2 separate regions of the Homo sapiens genome follow, and region 2 is linked to region 1. Evidence: read pairs that join two places in POLR2A ChIA-PET (ENCODE). Cell type or tissue: HepG2. All regions are shown on one strand. Links, peaks and the distances in the headings refer to the core of each region. The heading gives the core; the rest is flanking DNA.

Evidence for each region. ChIA-PET counts read pairs that join two places held together with the same protein. Peaks named below come from ENCODE experiments on the same cell type or tissue, not always from the same donor. Only the 100,000 strongest peaks of a DNase experiment are listed, where the experiment ranks them.
Region 2: POLR2A ChIA-PET joins it to region 1 with 10 read pairs; 1 of 35 experiments calls an interaction of 5 or more read pairs at or near these places.

Annotation. Positions count from the first base shown.
Region 1 is chr16:51,052,426-51,063,227 of GRCh38, reverse strand. LOC107984887 (a long non-coding RNA gene) reads left to right here and starts at 1,868. Exons shown (of 3, transcript XR_001752177.2): 1 at 1,868-2,207; 2 at 4,489-4,647; 3 at 5,564-9,061. In HepG2, for the core only: no CTCF peak of the experiment used is centred there; DNase peaks (open chromatin) are centred at 4,457 and 5,047; H3K4me3 peaks cover 1,389 bases.
Region 2 is chr16:51,115,139-51,125,940 of GRCh38, reverse strand. No RefSeq gene overlaps it. Among named protein-coding and RNA genes, the nearest start is that of SALL1, 31 kb to the left of the region's middle. In HepG2, for the core only: a CTCF peak has its summit at 6,206; DNase peaks (open chromatin) are centred at 5,020, 5,390 and 5,740; H3K4me3 peaks cover 1,157 bases.

The DNA.
Region 1 (10,802 bases), core at 2,511-7,510:
CTATAATCATAAAGCAGGCATAATCGGCTATTCAATTCAACAGATTCTTATTGAACACGTACTTTGTCTAAGTCTGGGGAGAGAGGTGTGAAAAAGTAATACTGAATATTTGTACAGTGTTCACACTTGACAAAGTGCTTTCATATGCCTTGGGGGAAAAAAAAACCCGGAGCTAAGACTCAGGAGACCTGATTTCTAGAACTGTCCCTGCCATTTAACTGACGTATGACTCCAGGCCAATCTCTCTGTTTCTTGTAAATACCAGGCTAAGAATCCATGCCTTTTCTGTTGTACAGGGGTTGAGTGATGCTCGTGTGAGGTGTTATAAATGCTCCACAAATTTACAGAATTCCAGAAACTTCAAAATGGACAGTGGTATTTAAAATGTTTTTCAGTTAGCCCTAACCTGAAAAAGACCTCGGAGATCATTTAGGGCAGTGACTTTCCTAGCTGTGTTCTGGGGAGCACATGGGTGCTGTGGGGACCAAGGGGATGGAGGTTGAACAGGCAGAGCATGGCTCTCTGCTGCCCACCCAAACCTGGCCCCAGAACCAGGCTGTTCATGTGTAGTTCTGGGCAAGTTCCTTAAACCCCTCTGCAGTCTCATCAGCTTTCCTATCTGTAATATGGACACGGGGCTGTTGTGAAGCTTAGTGAAGTTAATAAGTATACAGTGGTTGGGACCATGGAAGGCACATAGCTAATATTGCTGTTATTTTATGGTCCACTTTGGGTTTTTTTCCTAGGGTCAAGTTTCACTGAAAGTAATGTTTGAAAAAAAAATCACTGACTTCTCTAACTTCTTTATTTTACAGATGGAAAATTTACAGCCCAGAGAAGCCAGTGTTCAAATGCACACTGAGAATCTAGCAAAAGCGCCCACAGACGTCCTCCTCCTCCTCCTTGGCATCATCATCATTGCAATCCTCTATAAATTGCAGCACCCATCACCAGCCCCTGGTGGCTACTCACTCACCTGCTGGTAAATAACAGGACACGTGTGATGACTGGTTTATGTGCTATTTCTGGGGCTTATGAGCGGCCTCAGAAGACCTCACCATCTACGTATTGAACAGCAAAGCTCTTGTAATTGAGAAACCAATATCCTCTCTGACAGCACTCATGTTTCCAAATGCCCAACAGATATTAACCTTTGAGATCTAGGGACAAGAACTTGGAATTCCTCAAATCATAAGTTATTCTTAAAATGCTTTGAACATTCTTCATACTCTTTTCTTTAGTAATTATCACAAATATCTAAAAACGTTGATGGATATATAAGAAATAGTAAGTTGAATAGGATCTACTGAGAGCTTTACAAAGAATTTATTAAAAAATATTTGCCTCTAGCAAATATTTAAATCCTGGAAAGTGCCAGTGAACATTACTGGGTAATATTTGAATAATGTGACATTCAGTTCTCCTAGCAAGGTTGAAAACACTACACAGATTCAAGAAGTTGCCACAGAACTTACTTTGCTTCCAACCTTGTAATTTCTTGGAACTCCACCCACAGGACTTGAATAAAGTATACTATACATATAAATACATTAATATTTTATTTTCTTTGCAAGAATGGCTCACATTAGCAGCCTACAGGACCACAAACACACAACTGCAAACAAGCCTGAGTAGGCGATGACTGATTTGCTCCTATGTACTCTGGTCCTGGTTCCTGGAAATGTCTTCAGCTTGGGCTTCATGTGTCAGTGCCTCCTGTTCTGGCTTTCTGCTTGACATCACTAGATTCCTTCCAACAAGTAATGCCTGCATATTGATTGCTAAGCTGTCATTCTCATGGGGGAATTAGAATATTTTTCTCATTTTCTCAGTTCCTTGACTAATTATCCTCAGAAGTTGGAAAAACATAAATTTCCCGAGAAATGCTGGAAAGGAATTCCCACATGGAAGCACTGCTTGGTACCACCGCCTCAGCCCCACTAGGCAGAGCTGGAAAAATTCCTTTTGTGTTGCTGTGTCATGCATTACTGAGGGTTTCAGGTGAAGGATGAATGAAGGCATGTGCGCCAGGCCAGGGACCTGGTTCTAGTGCTGAGTCTGCCATGAACTCACCTGTGGCTTGTGGAACCAGTTGTAAAACCAGAGGAGGGTGTACACACAGAAGAGGTGTACAATTGTTTCAAGGCTGGGGAAAGCATTCCAAAGGGGACCTACTCCAGCTGATCTCAGGACGGCAAATGGCAAGTGTGAGTATGTGCTCTTTGCCCCTCACCCGAACAGACAGTGTTCTAAGACACCTGCCCTCAGCCCCTGGATGCCATCTGCTATGTAAATGTACTTCCAAGCTAACAGGAGACCTTGTCGTAAGGTGTTAATTCACTTTAGTTTAATATCTGCAAAGGGTAGAATCATTTCTTTAATGATATAGGTAAATATTTCCAACGGGTGTGTGCGTGTGTGTGTGTGTGTGTGTGTGTGTGTGTGTGTGTTTCTTCCTCCCTCCCTCCCTCCTTCTCCCTTCCTCCCTCCCTCCCTTCCTTCCCTTTTTTACTCACTCTCCCAAGTCAAAGTATCCAAAAGCTCATGGCTGGATCTTCAACAGGACTTAAGGTTGCTTCCTCCCTGTGACTTGTGTGTCTGTTTCATGACCTCTCCTGTAAGTCACAGCCCCTGCTCTGAAGGTATTTTCTGCCTACTTGGAAAAACAAAACACAAACTTGGAAGAGAGGAAGGAAAATAAAGAAAATTGAGATTATAGACCATGTGTTTTGTACAACCACAGTTACTATAAGTGTTTGGAGAGGAAGGAGCTGGTTGCGAGCCAGAGTAGCCCAGGAAGGCTTCTGGGAGGAGTGGTAGTTGAGGTAGGGCTTGCAGGATATGTAGAGTTTGAAAAGGTAGCAGAGTAACGAAGAGGCATCCCAGGGAAAGGAGCAGCCTGGCAAAAAGGGGAGGAGGAGACTGACTGCGTTTAAGAGACGGGCACACTTTGGGGAAGAAGAGAGTCAGGTCAGGGTGGACCAAAGAAACCAGATGTTATTAATAATATCCCAAGGATAGTAATGGATTGGTTTGTTTGTTGGTTGGTTGGTTGATTATTTTTACTAGAATCTTTAAACTATAAAAGTAACACATGGAAGAAAATTCAAATAATTCAGAAGGGTATAGAGCGAGAAACGAAGGCTCCCCCACTTACCTCTCAGACTCCCAGTCCTAACCAGTGTTCTCTGTGAGCCTTACACAAGCACAGTGATAAATGAATACTCACTTTCTTTTTAAGCAAACACGGTCACATCAAACATACTTTGTTGCTACATGCACTTTTAAAATAAGAAACAAAATTTTAACATTTAGACCTTTTTCTGTTTCCACAGATTGCTCCTTGCCCTTATATTTAACTATCCCACGGTATTTTGTTGCATTGACATACCAGAAAATGTTTACCTGCCCTTTATGAAAAATCCAGTGGCATTGCTTAGAATTCTTTTTATTATTAAAAGCACAGCAATTGCTTCCCTTTGTCAAGTGGAGTGGTTGAGTCACATTATACATACATTTAAAATTTTGAAGGCCATTGTCAAATGACCCTCCAAAGAGATTTTACCAGCCAGATTTTCATTTCCATCTACAGTATGGGAAAATGTTTCTTTCCATCTATGGAAGGCACACTAGTCAAGAGGCAGGAGTGGGTGTCAGTGAGCCTGAAATGCATTATTTCTCCTTAATCTCATTGCTGCAGGACCTTAGGAAATGTATTTAACCAACCTCTTCATATCTCCGTTTGCTCATTTTAAAATGAGGATAAAAGTAGTGTTTATATCATAAGGTCAGTTTAAGTATTCAATGAGATGATGATACACCTAAATACTGAATTTGTGCCTTACACACAGCAAGAACTGAACAAATGGAACCTTGTTATTTATTTATTTATTTACTTTTTATTTCCATAGGCTTTTGGAAAACACGTGGTATTTGGTTACATGAGTCAGTTCTTTAGTGGTGATTTGTGAGATTTTGGTGCACCCATCATTCAAGCAGTACACAATGAACCCAATTTGTAGCCTTTTATCCCTCACCTCCTTCCCACTCTTTCCTTTCCAGTCCCCAAGGTCTGTTGTATCATTTTTATGCCTTTGCATCCTCATAGCTTAGCTCCCACTTATGAGAACATATGATGTTTGGTTTTCCATTCCTGAGTTACTTCACTTAAAATAATGGTTTCCAATCTTATCCAGATCACTGAGAATGCCATTAATTCTTTCCTTTTAATGGTTGAGTAGTATTCCATTGTGTGATACACACACACACACACACACACACACACACACACACACAGTTTCTTTATCCACTCATTGATTGATGGCGATTTGGGCTGGTTCCATGTTTTTGCAATTGTGAACTGTGCTGCCATAAACATGCTTGTGCAAGTATCTTTTTCATACAATGGCTTCTTTTCTTCTGGGCAAACTTTGATAGAAGACTCCATTGATGTTCTGATCCTATACCCTTTTAACTTTATCATTTCAGGGCATGCTGTCCAATGTCCAACTTCCCACTGTCAGCACCTGCAGGTCTTTGTCTTAAGTTTTGCTGGCTGTCCAGGGCTCACTGCAGGCCAAAAGGCTGGGGAGTTAATCAGCAGCCTCCCTCAGCAGCCTTTGACGAGTGTGTGACGGGAGCTGGTGTGTAAGTACCTCAGCTCTCTCTCCCTCAGAACCCGTAACTCTGACTGTTCCCTTCCCCTCCCCAGTCCCTTGTGGAATTAAGCTCTAGTGACAAAGGTAACTTGATTAATTTCTTCCCTTCCCTTCCCTTCCCTCTCTCCCTCCCCATTCTGCTCCTGGATTTCCTGGGATTCCTCCCAAATCAACCACTTCTACTAAAACATCTCAGAGTCTGCTTCTGGGGGTTCCAAATTAGACCAAATTTTAAAACTTTGCCCATTTGCTTTAAAAATACAATGTTTTAATTTTCATTACTTTCATTGTGAATAAGATTGGATTTATTTTCCTATGTCACTGGCCAAATGCGTTGCTTTTCTCTGCTATCTGCCTGTTCCTGTACTTTGCTCATTTATCTATTGGGCTGTTTGTCTTTTCCTTATTGATTTGTAAGAGCTCTTTGTAAATAATAAAAATTAGCCCTTTGTCTATTATGTGATGCTGTTTCCCACATTGCTGCTTGCCTTCTGACTTTGTTTAGGACTTTCTTTCTCTCTCTCTTTATTTTTGGCCATACAGAAGTTTAAAATTTTAATGTAATCAAAGAGAAGATCGGGTTTAAAATCACTGCTTCTTTCTATTTATTTTCTGCTTGGATTTAGTTCTTCCCATAAATGATGAATAGAACTCTAAGATGAGAAGGAGCCCTGTCAGAGTGCTCTTCTGTATACAGACAACTATATACATACATACATATATATATATATATATATATATATAAAATATAAAATTACACACATACACACACAGTGACGTTCACTGCTAATCTCTCTTTCCTGGAAATTATCCATGTGTGACTGCAGAAATTCTCTGTTCTCTGTGCATTTCTTTCTTGTTTCATAAACCGAGGTTTGCAGCATCAATATGCTTTTGTGTTACAGCCCGGTCTGGATGGAAGAAGTCCACCTGCATTTAACACCAGTTGTACAGAATTCTCAGTTCTCCTGTGTGCAACTGCTCAGAGTTAAGTATTCAGAATAATCAACTGCATATTTAAAGTTCTATCCATCTCTCTTCTTTAGATCTTAAGAGCTAAGGTTTGTTTTCTCTCTCCGTTCGTTGTATCCTACAGAATGCCTGCAGCCCTGGTTTGGGCTGTTTGGTTGGTGCTGTACATCTAGACCTGCCTTTTCCTGGCTTAGCTGTGTCTGGGAGTTAGTCTAAGCTGCAGGGATGGGTGGGGAGAGGGCTTCACTGCACTCAGGCTGTGGATGGAACTAGCAGCTTCGGCTGGAAGGCTCGAGGGTGGTTCAGGGCATGGATTATTGGACTCTCTCTCTGCTCCATGACCAAGTGTCCCCCTTGGCTGCTGACATTTGCATGGGTGTGGGGTAGAGGGAGGTTGCTCTTTAACCATTTCATGTCCACTGTAGTGTAGGTAACGCTAGCACATGCTGCAAGTGAGGATGCCAAACTTGCTATTTCCCACAACTTCTCTAGGTCTCCAAATACAACTAAGGAATAGAAAGGCATTTCTTTCTGTTCCTTGACAATGTCTAGCTTATTCTCATCTCGGCGTATCTACTTGCCCTCCCCCACTCACATTATTTTAGTCTTTACTCAAATGTTCCTTCTCAGAGTGACAATCCCAGCCCACCCCATCTAGAGAAACCACCTCTCCCGCCAACCATGCTCTATCATTTTACTACTTTATTATTAGTATTTTTTGCAAAGCATTGATCTCTACTGTGAACTGTGGTATGTATTGGTGTGCTTGTTTCTTGTAACCTGTCTCCTGGAATGTCCTCTCGGTGAAGGTACAGGCTTTGTCCCAGACGCTAACACCTGACAGATACACAAGGGGTGCTCCAAATGATACTAAACAGGATTCTTCCTCTGAAATGGAGGGGCCTAGGATGGATAGGGGGAATCAGTGCTGACTCCTCAGCTGGGGATGGCCTGGCACCCTCTCACAGGCTTCATGGTGATGGTGCCCACAGAACAGACACCTCTCATTCTCCAAAGAGGACTGAGGACCCAGTCTAGACTTCGTCCAGGGTGTCATTTATGTTTACAATTCCTAAAGGGAAATGACTAACCCTGTGATGTCAAAAAGAACTTGAAGCCTGCTCTAGGAGGTGGAGCTAAAAGAAAAACACTGAGTTGCTAGAAAGGAAGGAGGAAAGTCATTTGGAGAAGGGACAGGAGCTTAAGAAGGTACTGTTTGAAAGAGAAGGAGATTCCACGGTAAGGGCCCCCCAAATGCCCAAGAAGAAGGGGTGAACAGCCTTTCAGACACCTATAAAACTTTCCAATGCATGGTCCAGTTGACATATGGCCAGGAAAGGACATGTACAACTTAAAGGGAACAGTCTCCTGGGCATAAGCTATTACTTTTCAAAGCAGCCTAGAGAAAGAAATTGCATCGTGTTATTCTCATTCTCTCCCTCAATGTCTTTCCCTCTGAATTTCAATCTCTCTCTCTCTCTCTGTATGTCTCTCTGTCTCCATCCTTGTCTGTCCTACCCTTGTCCTGGAGCTCTCTATGTTCTCTGTGTGTTTTCTGATGTCTGCCTCTCTTCCCTTCTGAGATCCTTTTCTGATGGATGTGTGAACGGATGGTTTTGCATGCAAGCTCATCAGCAGTCACTTGAGTGGATTCCGTAAAAACTTTCTGAAACCAAATCAAATGAAAACCAACCCATAAACTGGGGAAAACAAAAGGGCCCTTTGGACTTGAAAAGGTTAGAGAAGACTGCAGGAGCTGCACACACCGTTCGATCGCGTTCGAAGCTGGGGTTTTAATTTAGTTTTCCTATTTACCCCGTTGAAGTTCCTCACTGCTCAACTGCTAATGCATTTCCAACTGAAATTTTGTAAATTATATTGGGAAACATTCTCAGCTAGAGTAGATTGTGCAAGCTCTCATAATGGCTTCCTGCTGCTGTGTCTGGCAATATAAGGCTCTTTGGGAGCAATGTGTATGTGGACGCACATCTTTAAGAACTCTTTCCACTTTATCCCCCTTGGCCGGAGGCTCTGCACTCTCGGTGCCTGACTGTGAGCAGATCTGGACTTTCCATCAGCCCTAAAAGCAGGATCTTGGCACTTCTCCTTTTCCAACTTGACAGGATACCCCCTCAACCTTTTCTTGTTCATCTTTAATAAAATCACTCCCCCAACGAGTTTATGAGCTCTTCTAAAGTGTAGCCCATGCCTCTGCACTAAACCCTCCCAAGGCACCCTGCTGCCTACAAAGTAAAATCCTGGAGGTTTGGTTTTTAGCAAGCCATGTAAGATTACCCCAAATTTCAACCCCAATCTATTTTCCTAACAACGTATTCCATTCCTCTTCTTCATGGATAAAATACATCTCATTGCTTGCACCCCTCTCTGTTTTCATCCTAGACAAAAGCCTCATCTCTCACCTGGACAAGTGTGCAGCCTCCTACCTAGCTTCTGCACCTAATCTCTGCCCCTACCCCTAACACACACACAGTTCACCTTGCGAAGGACAGTCCATGATAAGGACTCTGGAATGCCCAAGAGGAAAGGGTGAAGAGACTTGTAGACCCCCGATATGGTTTGGCTGTGTCCCCACCCAAATCTCATCTTGAATTGTAGCTCCCACAATTCCCATGTGTCATCGGAGGGACCAGGAGGGAGGTAATTGAATCATGGGGGCGGCTCTTTCCTGTGCTGTTCTCATGATAGTGAATAAGCCTCATGAGATCTGCTGGTTTTATAAGGGGGAGTTTCCCTACACCAGTTCTCTCTTGTCTGCTGCCATGTAAAACACACCTTTTGCCTTCTGCCATGATTGTGAGGCCTCCCCAGCCACGTGGAACTGTGAGTCTATTAAACCTCTTTTTCCTTATAAATTACCCAGTCTCAAGTAAGTCTTATCAGCAGCATGAAAACAATCTAATACAAGCTCCTTCCTGTGATTTGCCAGGCTCTCCTAAGCTGCTTTTCTCAAACGCGCCAAGCTCATTCCTCCCACCCATCCAGGGCCTCTCATTTGCTGCTCCCTCTGCCCGGAACCCTCTTTCCTTAGGCAGCATGGAAACATCTACCTTAATGCATTTGCTCTCTGCTCAAATGTCATCTCAAGAGATCTCCCTGCCCACCTGACTTATGGTGTAAAAGTATGGGCCAGGCACAGTGGCTCATGCCTGTAATCCCAACACTTTGGGAGAACAAGGCGGGCAGATCACCTGAGGTTGGTTGACCAACATGGAGCAACCCTGTCTCTACTAAAAATACAAAATTAGCAGGGCGTGGTGGTGCTTGCCTGTAATCCCAGCTACTCGGGAGGCTGAGGCAGGAGAATCACTTGAACCCAGGAGGCAGAGGTTGCAATGAGCTGAGATGGTGCCATTGCACTCTAGCCTGGGCAACAAGAATGAAACTCTGTCTCAAAAAAAAAAAAAAAAAAAGTACGTATTTATTGTTGTCTCTCCCCATGTGGGAAAAAGTGCCCCTCTAGATCCATCCTTCCCTTCTCCCTGTTAGTAATAAAACCCCCAAGTTTTATCTGTGCAGACAGCCACCCAGCTAAAGACTACATTTCCCAGATTCCCTTGCAGCTAAATGTGACCATGTGACTAAGATCATACTAATGGGATGTGAGCAGAATTGACTTGTGTGCAGCCCTCAGGTCAGGCCCTTGAAGGATACTGCCTGCCCTACACTGTCCTCTTTTCAGCTTTGATCATGTGGTTGACAGAATGCTGGGAGCTGGCAGAGCAGGGTGGAAGAAACCTGAGCCCCTGGATGACTTGTGGAACAAAGCCACCTGCCCCTCAGATAGCCAACCAACGTAGGCTCTCAGTGAGAAAGAAATAAACCTGTCTTGCTAAAGCATCATTACTTATTTTCTGTGAATGCACCTGAGCTAATGTAGGAACTAAAGTAGACCCATGAACTACCAGCTCCAAGAGGGCAGGGGCATTGTATCATCAGCACTTAGACCAGTGACCAGGTGTCACAGGCACTTAGTCTCCATTTCTCCCGCTGTGAAATGGAAGTGTGGTAGCTGTTTAATTCCATCAGGAAGAGGCAAAGATGCTAAGGGGTGGGGTTACTTGGGAAGGACCAATGCCCCTGTGGGGGAAGGGCTGTCACTGTTTGACCAGGACTCAGACACTTCACCCTCTTCCACCAGAGCTCTGCATGCCACCAGATTACTTCCTGGAGGGAGCTTCCTTCCAGCTGCCGCCCATCCCACAGGCTGGGCCTCTACACACAGAGTAATGGTGGATGGGTGTCCGGACTGCAAGGGAAAAGCCAGGCTTACTTGACCAGGGGAGGAAGGGGATTGGGTAGAATGCATTCACTTTTGTGCAGCCACAGACAATTTCTCCAGGTCTGATTGCCAGAAACAATCAAGCCTGTAAACTGATAGAGGAAACACATATAATATATTTTTTTTGGGTGGGGGTGGGAGATGGAGTCTAGCTCTGTCACCTAGGCTGGAGTGCAGTGGCATGATCTCGGTTCACTGCAACCTCCGCCTCCTGGTTAAAGCGATTCTCCTGCCTCAGCCTCTTGAGTAGCTGGGATTACAGGCATGGGCCACCACACTCAGCTAATTTTTGTATTTTTAGTGGAGATAGGGTTTTGCCATGTTGGCCGGGCTAGTCTCAAACTTCTGACCTCAAGTAATCTGCCTACCTTGGCTTCCCAAAGTGCTGGGATTACAGGCATGAGGCACTGTGTCCATCAGGAAATACATTCTTAGAGAGAACCCCAGGCTTCCAATGAGATTGAACCCCAAGACCCATGAGAGCCACATCCTGACCTCCCAGTGGTCAGCATCATCCACATCTGAGTGAAAAGGGGAATTTTACTTATTTACCCATTTGTTTATCTATTGATTTAGGAGGCTCAGCCACTCAGAGAGAAGCCAAGTGACTTTTAAAGTTTACTCAGTCATGCATCAAGCAAATATTATGTACCTACTGTTCCAGATATTATGCTGCCTTTGTATGTGCTTTATTATTTTGTCCTCAGAGCACCCTTATGAAGTGTATAGTATTCTTACGGATGATAAAGTGGAAGCTCAGAGAAGTTAAGCAACTTGTTCAAGATCACACAGCCAGGAAGAAACAGAATGGGGCAGGGCCCTGGACTAGCCAGTCCCAAAGACCATCCCCTTTCCACAGCAAGTTCCTACTC
Region 2 (10,802 bases), core at 1,989-6,988, 63 kb before region 1:
ACAGCGGGAGAGGGAGTTTTGCTGATGATCCTTTGCATGCTGAGGCTTTGTGCTTTAAAGGGACTTTCACATTCTGTTTTTATTAACTGTACAGTGCAGAGCAGATGGCACCACCATTCCCTCTTCTCAGGTGAGGAAATGGGGGTCTAGAGGATTTACTGTGAACTCTGAGGTTTGATAGTACATGATAGGGAGCTATTTAAATTCAGGATGTTTCCCTGTGAGCCCAGTGCTCTTTCCAAGGAAACACCCACTATTTTTTTTTTTTTTTTTTTGAGGTAGGATCTTTCTCAGTTGCCTAGGCTGGAGTGCAGTGGCACAGTCATAGCTCACTGCAACTTCAACCCCTAGGCTTAAGCCATCCTCCCACCTCAGCCTCCTGATTAGCTAGTACTACAGGCATGCACCACTATGCTCTGCTAATTTTTAAAAAATTTTTTTGAAGAGACAGGCTGTGTTTCCCAGGCTGGTCTTGAACTCCTAGACTCAAGCTCTCCCCACATAGCCTCTCAAATTCCTGGGATTACAGGCATAAGCCACTGCGCCTGGCCAACACTCACTATTTTGAAAGTTGTATTTGCTCTCTGGCCACAAGGCTGTACTTCATTTGTGTCTGAAGTTTCAACTCAGGCCTGGTCACAACAAAAGCTAAAAAGGTTAGCTTACCCCAGAAGGGACTGAGTTAGCTAAAGAGAACAATCTCTAATTAACCACTTACCCAGACCCTCCCTCCCACCTTCCCTCTGCCCTCTCCTGCTTCCTTCCCTCATCAAATAGTAAACTGTTAAACACCTCCTAAGTGCCAGGCAGTTTGGTAAGCACCAGGATTGCCCTCTGGTGCTCACAAAGCAGTGGTGATCACTGTGCGAGCTCACAGAGCGCAGTGAAGTGTTCTAGACACACAGAACACTAAAGCGAAGCCACAGAAAGGGACAGGGGCCCAGGAAGTCCTTCTCAGGCCCTGGGAATGTGCCTGACTGACCAGGTGGATTTCATTCATTTACTCAGCAAATGGTTAATGAGCATCTACTCTGCACTGGGCACTGTTCTAGGTGCTGAGGTTCATCAGTGCCCAAAGCAAAATAAGTGTCTGCCCTCAGGTTGCTTATACTCTTGTGAAATGTCTGGACGAGTAATTTACGTGGCTTTAGGCAGATCCTTTTCTAAAAGCTATTGCATTGCCCAAGTGGAATAACAGATCCTCGTAACCGCAATAACTGCTGTAGAGATATTTACATTCTGTATTATTGGGGCACAGAGCAAGGCAACAGCCAATGCGGTGAGACATAGACCAAACAACCAATGGCCATGAACAAGCTAAATAAGTGGCCTCATTTCCTGAGGCTTCTGCTTCTGGAAGTCTGGAGGACCAGAAAGCCCTACTGCTGTAGAAGTTCTAGATGCAGGAAGGATCCTTTTCACAAGAGCGTAACCAAGACAGTCACAGGCTGCATCTGAAACCTGAAAAAACAGCCCCCATCGTGGTTCTGGGGGAGATTGTTCCTCCCCAGGCAAGGTCCCCTTCTTGTCTAAATTACTTCCAGCCAGATAAGGGGCAAAGATCAAATCTTTTCCAGAATAAATGTCTTTATGATGATACAGGGGAAAAAAAAAAAACAGTAGCCGTCCATGCCCCCAAACAAACAAAGAAAAAGAAAAAAGAAAGGTAGCAGTCCTTATCTTTGAGTCCTCATTCACCACGTAGAGTCAATCTGAGAACACCCGTAAGTAGGTGGACTTGACCGTCACAGTGGGAGAAGGGGCCACTCAGGGAGCACAGAGAAGTCACGCTTTGCTTCTGCTCTCAAGCCTTGTGGCATCCTACTTTAGTACCCTTTCATAAAATAGAGTGCTGATAGAAATTGGGATTTTAATTCTAGTTCCCTTTAACAGAATGTAGCAATTTGGGAGAAAACAGAGTGTTTATTCTTGAATTAGTGATGGTCGTTAGAAATAATAGCTATCGGCTTCAAAGGACAAAGAGATAAAGTTAGGAGCCGTGGTCAGTTGAAAGAAACATTTCTTGATTAGAGAGCTATAGCATAGGCACAGGGCTTGGATAAACGTGGTCTTTTTCTGACCACTGAAAGAAAAGAAGCAAGACCTGTCCTAAAATTACCAAAAGCTGTTGCAATTAAAAAAAAAAAAAAGTCCATGTTAATTAGAGAAAAAGAGAGAGACATTTTACAGAGTCAAGGAAGATCACATAGATGACCACGCCAAGGAGACGTGTAAAGTGTTGCAAAGTATCGTGGGGAAGAGGAAAAGGGCAATGAGTGAGATTCATGATTGTTAAAGGTTAGTGAAAGAAGTCTCTACTGATTCCGCAGTGTTTGCATTTCTGTTTTTTAAAATATGAAATACTATACAACATAGTAAATGTGTATGCTTAGTTGCATTAATGAAGAACATTCCCTGTCTTTTAAAAATAATCTAAATGGGCTGGGCACAGTGGCTCACGCCTGTAATCCCAGCACTTTGGGAGGCCGAGGCAGGCAGATCACCTGAGATCAGGAGTTCAAGACCAGCCTGACCAACATGGAGAAACCCTGTCTCTACTAAAAATACAAAATTAGCCCAACATGGTGGCACATGCCTGTAATCCCAGCTACTCGGGAGGCTGAGGCAGGAGAATCACTTGAACCCGGGAGACTGAGGTTGCGGTGAGCCGAGATCGCACCATTGCACGCCAGCCTGGGTAACAAGAGTGAAACTCCGTCTCAAAAAAAAATATATATATATATAAATGGTAAAATAAATTTCAAGGTCTAATGCCCACTTGAAAGAATCTTTCTAGAGCCAATAAGTTCAGATTTCAAGGTTTCAATTCAGGCCCTACAGTTCAGCCAGAAAGGCTAACATAGGTATAACCTGTGGCCTCCTAATTCCAAAGCAAAAATCACAGTATGATCAGGTATTTTGTTACTCTCTGATCATTTATCACTAAAAATCACACAGCTTCCATTTTCTTCTCTGTCAAAGCTTTGTTACGATACATCATGCTGGTCTGAATCAGTGCTGCTCAGATTTTCATGTATATTTAAATGACATAGAATGTTATTGTTGAAACGCAGATTCTAATCCGGTAGACCTGGGGAGGGGCCTGAAATTCTGCATTTTGACAGGCTCCCAGGGGCTGCTGCTGCTGTTGCTGCAGGCATGTGGACCACACAGTTAGTTCACTCATCATCTCTGTTCCAGCCACCCCAACAACGTTTGAGTGAGGGAATACTCTGGAGCTATGGCCCTCAAAATTTCCAGTGCATCAATATCACCTTGGAAGCTTGTTGTAAAATGCAAATTCCAGGGCTTTGGCCCCAAAGATTCTGATTTGCTGCTGCCACCTCCCTATGTGGGTAGACCTGAGCTTGGTGGCATCAGGACCAGGCAGTCAGGGTCCTGCCATCTTCCCAACCTGGCCTCCAGCTTTTCTTGAAAATCTCCAGCTTTGATGGCCTTTCTCCTCTTCTCTGAATGTGCCATGCTCGCTCTGTATATTTGAACTTAAAAAAATCAAACCTGGAAAACTATCCCCAAATCTTCCCAGTTTCCTGGTGACTCTCTGTATCTTTTTTTTTTTTTTTTTTTTTTTTTTTTTGAGACAGGGTCTTGTTCTGTCACCCAGGCTGGAATACAGTGGTGCAATCATAGCTCAGCTCACTGCAGCCTCGACCTCCCAGGCTCAAGTGATCCTACCAGCTCAGCCTCCCAAATAGGTAGGACTACAAACATGCACCACCACGCCCGGCTAATTTTTGTATTTTTGTAGAGATGGAATTTCACCAGGCTGGTCTCCAGCTCCTGGGCTCAAGCTATCTGCGTGCCTCGGCCCCCCAAAGTGTGGGGATTACAGGCGTGAGCCACTGCACCCGGCTTCCTTTTGTTCTTCAGTTCTCAGCTCAAATGTCACCTCCTCAGAGGGGCCTTCCCTGACCACCCAGGCTAAAGTAGTGCTGTCTCCCATAGTCTCTCTCTTTTTTTTCCCCCGTAGTCTCTCTATTGCCTTCACAATCCCTGTTACTCTCTAGAATGATCTTGTCTGTGTGTTTGTTTATTGATTCACTGTCTGTCTTCCATGGGAGTAGGGGCTCCACCTGCCTTGTTCCCCCCACTGAATTCCCAGTACCTCACACAGTGCCAGAGAATTGAATGAATGAAAGGATGCATGAGTCCACCCAGGTTGAGAAGCAAGGTGTAGAATAAAATAATGTCATGAGTTCTGGCCTTAGAAACTTCAGACTGCAGAGTGAAGCAGATGCGAGGGTTTAATGAGGAAAAGGATCAGATGAGTAGGAAAGGAATTGCTTTGCTTCCTTCAGGGTGTGGAAGAAAATTAAATTAGGAATAGAGGATGGCAGCATGTTGCAGCTTTCTTGTTCATGTGCTGTATAATACAACATTCTTTGTCCTTTTTCTGTGTCTGATTTTGAAATTATAAAAATACGTGCTCATGGTAGATAATTGGGGAAAGCAGAAAAATTTAAATAAGAAAATATAGATGGCATTGTCCTACCACCCACGGAGAGCTATGGTTTTCATTTTTGTGTTTTTCCTTTTAAAATACTTTCTATATTTTCAAATCTGTATATCTTACAGAATCCATACAGGGCACATAACATATAATTCCATGTTCTGCTTTTCTCTAATGCCTATAGTATCTTTACAAACATGTTTTTAAGTGATTGTTTAATATTCCATTATGTGGATGGAAATACATCATTAATTTTATTTATTTTACTCTATGTTCAGAAAAGCATTCTAACTTTGTGCTAGCTCTCTTTTAAATGGAATAGAAACATCTAATAAACGAATTTTTCCCTTGTTCAGAGTAGTGGTTCTCAACTGGGGATAATTTTGCCCCCAAGAGACATTTGGTCACGTCCAGAGATATTTTTGGTTGTCACAACTGGGGAGAGGAGGGCTGCTATTGGCATCCAGTGGGCAGAGGGCAGGGTTGCTACTAAACATCCCACAGCACACACAACAGCCCCCTAACATCAAAGAATTACCCAGCCCAAAGGTCAATAGTGCCGAGGTTGAGAAACTCACTATCTAGGACAGTATCAGGGTTAATATTCAACATCCACTTAAAATTCAAATTAGCATGCTATCATTAAAAGTACAGGACTTTGCCCTGGGATTCTGCATTAGAATCATGTCTCAGCTAATTAGAAGTCTAGTTACTAGAATCTAGAATAACTGAGTTACTAGAATCTAGAATAACTGATATTTTACCTGCATAATTCTTATTTTATTAGAAATTTTAAAATATCAGTTATTCCAGTGAAACTGGAAAGTGAAACTAGAGATTGTATTTTTAAAATTAAGCTCCAGGAATGGACTTACTGATTCTGGAATTCATCCTCGATTGGGTCCATACTTTCATGTAAACATTGCTGCATAGAGAGTGTGTGAGGCCAGTCCCAGGCTATTAGTTGATCGAGCTCAGTAGAAAACACTTTCTAAGACACAGAAGTGATTTGGCCATTAGAGAAATTAGATCTCTAAACTCAAAAAGGAGTTTTGATGAGCACTTAGTTAAGTGTGGATGTTTGGAATCGTGTTCCCTGAGCCTTTCCTTGAGTGGAGGTTTCACAACTTTATAGCTTTTGCAATATGTGAATTTGTTGGGGAATTCCACATTTAGTGGGCAAAATCACTGAAAACAGCCCCCTTCCCTTCTGTTGAGAAATGCGCTCATCCCTTTTATCCAAGACTTAGATCTTTGGGACTTTACCCAACCTTTGCACAGAGACAATTGGTATTGAGATAATTTGTTATGATATACCTCCTGGGTGATCCAAATACCACTGGTTCAATCCAGAACAAAGAGAATGTCTGCGGCACCTTTTCTTCGATCAGATTCTTGCTGGGGTTTATTGTGAATGGAAGGGGAGTTTAACTTGGAAATGTTTGGAATTGTGTTTCAGATATTTAGAAGATTAAACAAAAAGTCTTCCCAAATGGGTGCTGGGTAAGAGATATAAAACTCAACAGAAATCAAGAATTGCTGCCTGAGATGTAACAACGGAAATGCAATCTTTAGTTAACATGGACTCAGGATTTAGGGAGGGTGAGCGTGGGCTAAGGTCAGTGATTCACGTCTTGAGATCGATTCGTGCCTCTGACTAGATCATCTCTGTGTGCTGCGCTTGTTGGCAGCTAAGCCTTCTGCAGTATTTTATGGGGCTCATCTGCAGAGCCTCAGACTGGCAGTGAGGGGTCAGTGGAGCCTCACTTGCTATCGGATCATCTTCTGGGGGAAGGCATTTTCCCTTCTCCTCATCTCCTCTCCCCAGGGTTGGCTGAAAACAAGAAGTTTTTCTGGGCTCTAATCCACAGCATCGGCTAATGACACAGACTGTATCATTTGGGAGGCCTGAGAGAAGAAGGGGGAGCTGGGGAAGAGAGACAGAGTCCTGAGACTGGAAGACAATTTAAAATAAGCAATCATGGGCTAAAAGAGAGTATGTTGGCTATAAAATAAGTGCAAGAATAAAAGAGATGGATGGGAAGTCAATTCTCAGGTGCAGTATTTTATTTTTTCTGCTCTTAGTTGGCAACCTTTGGTTTCCAAATACTCATTTTCTTTGTAATTTTCCATTAACACATTGATTCAAATGCTGAAAATGATATAGCTAGTGCTTAAGATTTGCAAGGCTGTAGAAAGGCAGCACATTTCTCACTGGCAGGATATACATGTATGCAGACATAAAAATATACCAAAGCATGCAAGTGGCTGCACAAGAACTTACTTCTGAAAACACACACCCACATACGATCCAACTGATCAAACCCCAGCTGGAAAGGACTGTAAACTTAGGCAGTGTGACAAATGGGATTTGCTCATAGTCAATTGAATCCCAGATTCAAACAGTTTGGACTAGAGTTGGCTTGTGTGGTATAGGTATTAAGAATAGGTGGTTGTAGGGAATAAACTTCAAAATGTGGACAAATGTGCTTCCAGCTTCAGAATTTCTCAAAATAATGACTCCAACTCAAGTAGAAATCTCCAAGTCAAATCTTGATTCAACAATTCATCTTTGATTCAACAATTACTTAGGCAGCATCTATCTGCCTGCCAGATACCATGGCGATACCATGTGAATATGATATTAACATTGCCCTCAAGAATTAGAAGTCTAAGTGGGGCATAAGACAAGCTTACAAATAGTTGTCAAGTAAGTCATCAAGCCCTGGTTCAAACTGACTTTGCAATTCTAAGTAAGAGCATTAGAATTGGTTCCTAAGATTTCTTTCAAATGGTTCCATTAGTGCAATGGGCCTCCCAGTAGAACAGAAAGTCCGGGTTGTGGTTAACACTTTACCTACCCATAAGCAATGGCGTCTGTTAGTTGGATTCTTTGTTAAAAACAAAGGGAGCTTTCTTATCAATAGAGTTGAAGGTAATATGATTCTAGAACTTTTAGCCCTAGAACAATTTTGCTTCACACTAAGGGAAACCGAGGCCTAGAAAGGGTAAGTGATCTGGCCAAGGTCATATAGCCTGTTATTTGAAAGAGCTGGGAGCAGAATGCAGGGTTGTAGATTTTGAGTTTTCTATGATCTTCCTGTTCTTGCATGCCTAATTCATAATAGAATTCATGCCTAGAAATCAAGTCAAAGATCTTTGCTGTACTGGGTTTATATGCTGAAAGATGTATCCTGATCCAGGCAGGAAAGACAGAAGAAGATTCTGTTGAAATAAACCATGTAAAGTGCACAGCAGAATGTGTGTCACATAAGAAAGTTCAATGAACATGAACTACTATCCTCATCTTCATCATCATGATTACTATCATCATTTTGTGTCTTACTTTAAGCAAATCCAATCTACAAAAACCTCTAGTTTAGACCAGGTGTGGTGGCCTACACCTGAAATCCCAGCACTCTGATAGGCCGAGGAGGATCACTTGAAGTCAGGAGTTAGAGACCAACCTGGGAAACATCATGAGACCTGTGTCTACTGAAATCAAAAAACAAAAAACAAAAAAGGTAGCCAGGCATGGTGGCACACCCCTGCAGTCCCAGCTACATGGGAGGGTGAGGCAGGAGGATCACTTGAGTTTAGGAGTTTGAGGCTGCAGTGAGCTATAATCCAGCCACTGCATTCCACCCTGGATGACGTAGTGAGGACCTGCCTCTTAATAAAAAAGAAAAAGAAAACCTCTATTTAAAGAACTGGTAAATTTACTTCTCATAAAGATTCTTCACTTTACAAAGGCATCTTCAATAGTTTAAAATTTGATCTGTACTCTGAAAAATTTACACAACTGTAATACATTGTCAGGTAAAAGAAGATACATTTACTCTCAACTTGCCTACATATTTGCATATGGCATGAGAAATGTTAATTAGATTTTCATTTGTATTGTCTACATGACAGTGATAATAAAAGATGTCCATGAAGTCTAGAAATGTAGATATTATGAGTTGCTTTTATGACTGAAGATGTCTTTGACCACATTATTAAATATTTGTCTGTTTCCAGACTTCATGGGTACACTGTAGATCATAAACATAGTAAACAAGAATAAATTGCTTAAAACTTTGGAGGAATTCCTAATGTTTTGTGTGCTTGGTTTAAAAAAAAACACTTTTTTATGACAAACTCTGACTCAAAGGAGGATTGAGTTATTTTGTTTGAGTTAGTTTAATGTGTTCAGAACTGGGCAATTTTTTTTTTTGTTTTTCTAAACTTTGTCCTTCTCCAAAGTTTTACAATTAAATCATCAGGGCTAATTTTTCTTAGGCATTTCTGAGCTCTACAATATGGAGAATTTTATCCCATAGAGTTTTTCTTTTAGTCTCCTTTCTCAGATTCATGCTGGAACTAAAAACAATTTTAAGGATAATGTTTTAAAATAAAACTCTAGGCCGGGCGCGGTGGCTCACGCCTGTAATCCCAGCACTTTGGGAAGCCGAGGCAGGCGGATCACAAGGTCAGGAGATCGAGACCATCCTGGCTAACACGGTGAAACCCCATCTCCACTAAAAATACGAAAAATTAGCCGGGCATGGTGGCAGGCGCCTGTAGTCCCAGCTACTCGGGAGGCTGAGGCAGGAGAATGGCGTGAACCTGGGAGGCGGAGCTTGCAGTGAGCCGAGATCACGCCACTGCACTCCAGCCTGGGTGACAGAACGAGACTCTGTCTCAAAATAAAATAAAATAAATAAATAAAATAAAACCCTAAAAAAAAAAAACACAGAACAGATTACTTTCTAGTTTGGCTCTTAATATGATAAGGGGATTATCTGTAGGTATGGAAATATGGGGCTATTTCTCAATTTTCTGTGCTCAAATTACACTGGTTTCCAGGTTCTGCAATGACAAAATCATAGCCTGGGTGAGCATCTGCCTGGTCAATAAGTGGCCAGCATTGGCCTGAGTCAGCTAATTGTGCATAATTGGGATTATGTCGCAGGAATTGCAGTCCCCTCTCCAGACAAAGAAAATCACATTTGTGCTGTTTCAGGTGACCACTGATCTCTCCTGGCCAGTGACAGCAGAAACTTGGGTTCTTGCAAAGTCTGTCTCTGCAGACGGCCAGGACGGTAGGGATGATCAGTTCTGGGATAAGCACGAGACAACAAGCAGTGGGGGAGGGGAAAAAGGAGAAGGGGGCTGGAAAATAAGAACAACATCAGCGGGAGAAAGTCTAGTGCTGGAAAAATTATTGTCACCCAGCTTTTAGATACTGAAATACAGGCACATTTATTGTCTGATTCCTGTATTTGTACTGCAGAATCTGCAATGATTTTGCAATGATTCTGAAATGAATCAAGTCAGATACCTTGTGGGCCAAGCAGGAGCATGACAACCAACCCTCAGCAAGCAGGTGACTGGTTGTTGTGTTGGAGCAGCACTCTTCACCCGGGGTCTTGGGGAGAGATTTTGCTCCAGTGGCACCAGAGCAAGGGCCTGGAGCTGTAGCAGCAGCAGCAACAGGAGCAGCAGCAGCATACTGGGGACAACAGCTGTTGGTGGTAAACAGGTGGAAGGCTGGAATAAAAGTCCTGTTCCCCAGCCATGATATTATAGCAGAAGAGGAACAGGGAGTTTCAGCATTCCCCAAACCCATTTAGAGAGAATGTCAAAGAAACTGTGGTTGACGCAGTTACAGCAGCACTGTAAATTCTTAAAAGAAAAAAGTTGGTGCAGCCTCAGCCCAAGGTCCCTCAAACTCAGCAACATTGTCATTTGGGGTTGGACATTCTTTGTTTTGGAGGCTGCTCTGTGCCTTGTAAGATATTTGGCAGCATCCCTGGCCTCTACTCACTAAACACCCGTTGCACCCCTTCTACCTCCTCCCTGCCTTCCAGGTAGTGGCAACCCAAAACCAGAAAGAGCCTTATCAGCACGTGGATTACCTGGGGAGTCACGCCTTCCTTGACCTGGCATGGTGTGTGTGCCCGTGTTCACATGTAAGGGTTTACATGCGGCTGTCCTGTGTTCTACTGACTACCCGAGAATGTTCCAGGAGTCAACCAGTTCTTGTTTTAAGTCAGTCCAAATGCACGGGTGCAAAGGCCACAGGTGGAGCCAGAAGGTGTACAAAGAGGCTGCCCATCTCAAGCCCTCAGACAAATTGCTGTGGCTGAGACACGAGCCTGTGGCTTCCAGGCTGACCCTACAGAGCTAATCACTCCCAGATCCACCTGCTCACCCGATACCTATTAGGTGATGGTCACTATTTCTCAGGACACAGAGGGAAGAAAGCCAAAGTTGCATCCTTTAGGGGACACACATTCCAGAAAGTGGAGGCAGCACAGAAATGTATGGATAATTTCAGGGAGCCTGG